Regions from separate parts of the Homo sapiens genome. Here region 2 is linked to region 1. A link is a contact called in ENCODE Hi-C or POLR2A ChIA-PET data. All regions are on one chromosome and are shown on one strand. Each heading gives the region's core, a stretch centred on a gene start or an enhancer-like site at or near the end of the contact. The rest is flanking DNA. Distances are from core to core; before and after follow the strand shown.

Region 1 (2,700 bases), core at 135-2,634:
GGAAGACCCTGGGGTGTAGGAAGACCCTGGGGTGCAGGAAGAAGAATGATGTGAGGGCTGGAGTCTGAGTTATCCCCTTCTTCCTTCATCTCACATCCTTTCTCATCTTCTCTTCCTCCCTCTCCATCCCCACCCTTGGTAGTTCCAGATGGGAACACCGAGTCCATGTGAGGAGCCCTGTTGGGGGAAGCTTGCCTTCTGATGCTCTCAGGCTGCTGTCCATTGCGGAATCTCCCCTCAGGGTGGTCTTCATGTGCTGGGACAGATTCTACAGAAAGATCCCAGCACTAGTGGATGAATCGGGTCCCAGGCCTCTTCATTACCTACGTCACCATTAGCATTTCATGAGGGGCCATATGCCAGTTTGTGAATACAATTGTGGGGAAAAAACAAGACAACGTAAGTTAATTAAAACCCTCTCCATTTATTTGAATGGCTTTTAAGAAGCAGAAGCACATGTGGTAAAATTAAGGTATAGGACATGCATGAGAAGTGACAGGGACCCACACTGGCAAGCACTCAGCACCCTTTATCATGTGACCAGGTAAATGTTACAAAGAGCCAGACAGGTCTGGATCGATGGGGTGTGCTACTAGTAGGCCAAAGAGGGCAAAGCTGGGAGAAGTACAAGCAGTCTTATTCCCAGACAAGGGAAGTCACAAAGACGAAGAAACACATGCTCTAACCATTTACGGAGGCACTTAGGTTTATCATAACAAGCAACCCAGAGAGGTTGGGTGATGAGGAAGACTGAGGCAGCAAATGCTATCAAAGCAAAGGGCTTCTGACAGGTAGATACAAGCACATTATGCACACAGGTTTCATTTTTCATCGTATTCTATATCGGAGGTTATTGAGATGCTCTTAAGTAGAAACCAGAAGTTAAGTATATGTGCGCTATTACATTAATAAAGAAGTTCGTAGGCCGAGTGTGGTGGCTCACGCCTGTAATCCCAGCACTTTGGGAGGCAGAGGCTGGTGGATCACCTGAGGTCAGGAGTTCGAGACCAGCCTGGCCAATATGGTGAAACCCCATCTCTACTAAAAATACAAAAAATTAGCTGGGCATGGTGGCGGGCACCTGTAATCCCAGCTACTCAGGAAGCTGAGGCAGGAGAATTGCTTGACCCCAGGAGGCGGAGGTTGCAGTGAGCCAAGATTGTGCCACTGCACTCCAGCCTGAGTGACAGAGCAAGACTCCGTCTCAAAAAAAAAAAAAAAAAAAAAAAAAAAAAAAAAAAAAGAAGTTTGTACATACGCAGTTTTGAACACACAAAGGCTGAGCTAGGTCATCTCTGAGGTCTCTTAAATATCCATCACTGAGAATCTGAGTGTAATATCCTCAGACTCTCAGTGACTTGGGTCTTAAAAACCCAAGTCTCTGGGCCTGGGCCAGCGGATGCAAACTGGAGATTCAAGGGCCGGATCTCGCCTACAGAATATGTTTTATTTGGCCCAGATGGTGTTTTCTAAATTCAAAATAGTTGCCAACATTTAAAAGTCCAGATTCCCAGCTTCTCTTCAAAAATGGGGCGGACTATCCGGCAACCTCAGGCCACATTCCCATGTGGCAGCAACCATGGCAGACCACAGTGTTCTCCATTCTCAGTGAAGAACTGGCTTAATCCTCTCCACTCATTTATGTTTCCTGCCTCGCCCCTGTAGGCATTGGGGTTTGTGACCCTGGCCCAGGCATCCAGTCTAGGGTGACCTCAGTGATTTTCTTGGTGGCTTCTTGGTGGCAGTTAGCTACAAGACTAGCCTTGAGGCCTTTACCCTAATTCCGTGGCAGATGGCCATGAAGGCATATATTCACCCACAGGCCAGGAGTGTGGGAGTCAGTGACCCCAGTCTTCACAGCTTTGGTTTGCCTTACAGAGGCTTTCACTTTGCAAAGATGAGTAACTGAAAAGTTCCCAGCCACATTTCACTTTTATAAATGGAATTCCAAAGGCCTCTAGGGGATGGCCCATCAGGGAGATACTTCCCAATTAAGGTCAATGGTAAGTCACTTCTGGGCCACATTAGAACACTCAAGCAGAGGCAGGAATCTTTGCCTAGGTTGGGCAGGGCTGGTAGTGGGGAGGGAAGGCAACTTTCGTAGCCATGGCCATGAGATGACCAGGGCATCTGTATACAGTTGGCAGGTTGTGCAGGTGTCTAATAGGTACTACCCATGTCACAATACCAATGGCGCCCTCTAGATTTTTGCAGTGCACAATCTGCCCAACTGGACACGTTGGCCTTGGCACTGTTAGGGGGAGGGAAGAAACAAATGGAGATGATGAGGCAGGTATAGTCAAAAGGATTGCCCTTACACAGATTCTACCACTTCCTTCCCAAGGCTCAGGAGTAGGGGTAGGAGGCAGAGGGTTAGGAGCCAAGACTTTCTTGGCCAGAGGTTGGGGGCTGGTCTCGGTGGCCCCCAAGCTGCACATACGCAAATGCCCATGTTATGATGGAAATGGGTACAACTATCCTAGGGCTGGCCATCAGTATGTGGGTCCCAGGACACTCAGTTAACAGAGATAACCATCTGTACACATAGTGAGTACACACACACACACAGAGTCATTGGCTGAGATATCTGGCCCATTACACACACCCACATAAATACACGTACGTGTACGATTTTTATCCTGTTGCACAAACTTAATATGTGTGCATCCATACACACAATCACAGTAATTGCCGGCAAGA
Region 2 (2,700 bases), core at 81-2,580, 39 kb after region 1:
GAAGGAATGTGTCTTCAGTGAGTTCTAAACCAACCCCGCCCCCCTCAGGTCTCCTCTCTTTAATGTCCTCTTGGTTCAGGATCCTGTTTTTCCATAATCAGCCATAGAACCAGAGTGTCTCAGTGCCAGAAGGCTGTTCAAGTTCATCTCACCCAGTCTACCCTCTCTGTTATACCTCTCCCCATTTTCATGAAGGATCAGAGAGGGGAGTGACTTGGCCAAAGTCAAACTTTGGCTGTACAAGATTTGAACCCAGCTCATCTGCCCTCCAGGTATAGTTCACTTTAGGGCCAAGAGCAATACAGCCCACATGGCACCTTGGCAAGGTCCCCACGGAGCAGCAGGAAGGTGGGAGAGAGGGAGCAAATAGTCATACAAATTAGAAAGACATTTGACAGGCAGAATGAGAGGATTTGGTGCCTGGCTGTGAGGGGGGAGGGAGGAGGTATGGAGGTTGGGGCCTTGGCAGCAACTGGACTGACGGTATGGGTGGTCTGCTGGGGGTGGTGTCTTTGGTTCATCCTCCCGCCAGGATGAGAGATGCCAAATATGGGGCCTCTGCCTAGCACTGGGGGCCACTGGGGAGGGCTGTCGAGACTGTGAGGAGAAAAACTGGGGAAGGGGGATTGTCCCCCCCTCAGGTATGCTGTGGGCTCTGTCAGCTTGAGGGGTGGGATGTGGGGACAGTGTCTGGGGACAACAAGGAGGGAGCGCTCTGTGGAGGGGGAGGCTGTCTTTGGGGGCAGGGGCTCCCTGATGAGAAGTGGCTAGGGGCTATCCGTGGAGGTGGGAGTTTGCCATGGTGCTGGGCAGACAACCCATATCCAAACAGGAGGGAGGGTGACCAGCGCCTCCAGCTAGCACCAGCGCCACCACACCCCCAGATGTGTGTGTGTGCATCTGTGTGTGTATGTGTGTTTGCGCGCGTGTATGTTGGGGGCCATAGCAATGGTTGTTCTCACCTGAGCTGGGGATAAGTAGGCGGCTCTGCCTCCTTCTCTGCACCCATGGGCCTGGACTGAGGTGGGGGGTCTCCTGCCCAGGGGTGGGCTCTTCAGTTGCTGCCGCCTAAGGCGGAACCACGGGTCAGGGAGGTGAATCAGGGCAGGACATGAGGATGGGAAGGGAGAGTGGAGGGGGAGGGGGCCAGGGCCTCCGCCCGGTGGGTTTGTTGCCTTGAGGACCCGGTCCCACTCGCATTACCTGAGGCCGGTCGCCGGGTCGCTGGATGGCTCCGAGCCTCGGCGGGCCGCGGGAACCGAGGCTGGCTCGCGGGCCGGCAGCTGTGCTCTCCAAGGTCTGCGCCGGAGCCGCCTTCCAGCTCTTGTATCACTATGTGCCTCCCGAAGGCGACACTATTTGCATAAGCCCCGCCCCATCCCGGGCAGGTTGCACGGCTATTGGCTCCTCTGGAGCGGAGTGGCAGGCGGGGTTTCAGGTGGGGACCGGGTGGCCGGCGAGGCCCGGCCGCAGGAGCGCGCCCCGCCTGCCCGCGCTGACCTTCCCGGAGTCGCCGGGAAGCGGGAGGGCTGCACCCCCATCTGCACCCCTGCCCTGAGGCTCAGCCCCCGGCTTACAAGTCTGGGGTGGAAAGGGTCGACGATGAAAGTGGATTCTCAAAAACAACCTCACCGTTGCTATGGAAACGGGAGAACCACAGCCGAATCTCTAAGCTTCCTTTCCTGGGCCCCAGCATGGGTGGGGGCGGAAGAGGGGATGAGTCACAAGATGAGACCCCCCCCCACACCCATATCCCACCCGAAATTGGGAGGGGCCAAAGAGGAGCTGGGGAGGAGCTGGGTGGGAGAGGGAGGAGGTGGCTGGTCAGCAGTCCACATCTCTGCGTCCCCCCTCCCCACGCATCCACTCCCCTCACGCCGTGGGGCAGAGAGGAGGGTGCTGGTTGCGCGCGGAGAGCGCGGTATGGGTGGCGAAGTCCCAGCCTCTACCTAGCCCCGCGCTAGTCGTGGGTTCCCTCCAGCCACCCCTCTGGCCCTTCATTCCGGTCCCTCCCCAGACGGGCCCTCCTCCTTTCTCATGGACCCCCAAGAGGCCTCTCGCGTTCTCCCCCGAAGGACCCCTATGCCTAGCCATGGATCCTCCATTCCCCACCCTCCCGTTTTCCCGTCCCGCAGACGGAGCCGGTCCCCAGCCGCCGCCAGTCTCCGGCCTCGGATGTTGACACAAACCCGAGGCGGTTTACACTGAGCGGGTCTGGAAGCTTTCAGGGCCCCGGCAACACCTCCTCCCCGCACTTGGGGGTCTCCCCACAGCCCGGGCCGGCCGCCTGGGCTGCACTGGCGTCTGAGAGCTCCTGACACAAGGCTGTGGGAAGGAACCCTTTTAAGCCAAACTGGGGGCAAAAGGGGAGCCAGACATCCCCGGGCTGGGCCACGTGCGGGGCAGGGACTTCTAAGGATCTGTCGAAAGTCGGGGCGGACGGCTGGGGATTGGCCTAATCGGAGCGCGGACGCTGAAGAGCAGCGGTGAGAGGCGGGGCTTCTGTCCGCGCGGCGAAGGTAGAGGTGGGCTGGGCGGGGCGATGGAGGATGGGGTCAGACCTGCCGCGAGTGGGGGCGAGGCTTCTGGAGCTGGTCCCAGAAATGCCTGGGCCAGGCTCGCTGGGGGAGGAACCCGTGGACGTCCCTTTTCTTTAGGACCTGTCCCGTTGCCCCTTGAAACGGTTTTGCTCTACCATTT

Evidence for each region. Hi-C counts contacts between places; a loop is a spot of excess contacts on that map. ChIA-PET counts read pairs that join two places held with the same protein, here RNA polymerase II (POLR2A). Pooled maps may share reads with other maps.
Region 2: a loop to region 1 is called in a pooled map, with 2.7 times the contacts of the local background. The contact joins the promoter of HPCAL4 here to the enhancer-like site in region 1. A Hi-C loop is called at or near these places in 6 of 168 maps with a recorded cell type or tissue (A673, Calu3, HepG2 and 3 more), 3 of 37 single-sample maps with no recorded cell type and 15 of 50 pooled maps. POLR2A ChIA-PET finds 5 or more read pairs at or near these places in 14 of 52 experiments (CD4-positive, alpha-beta T cell, CD4-positive, alpha-beta memory T cell, H1 and 10 more).

Annotation. Positions count from the first base shown.
Region 1 is chr1:39,650,825-39,653,524 of GRCh38, forward strand. It overlaps NT5C1A (5'-nucleotidase, cytosolic IA), which reads right to left. Exons shown (of 6, transcript NM_032526.3): 6 at 405-2,700. Among named protein-coding and RNA genes, the nearest start is that of HEYL, 13 kb to the left of the region's middle. Within about 2 kb of position 1,385, at least 8 of the 41 ENCODE cell types and tissues checked have a DNase peak (open chromatin) inside an H3K27ac peak, as active enhancers do; they include gastrocnemius medialis, where a contact is called at or near this core.
Region 2 is chr1:39,690,103-39,692,802 of GRCh38, forward strand. HPCAL4 (hippocalcin like 4) reads right to left here and starts at 1,331. Exons shown (of 4, transcript NM_016257.4): 1 at 1,204-1,331. RefSeq lists silencers at 1,108-1,187, 1,408-1,637 and an enhancer at 1,710-2,300.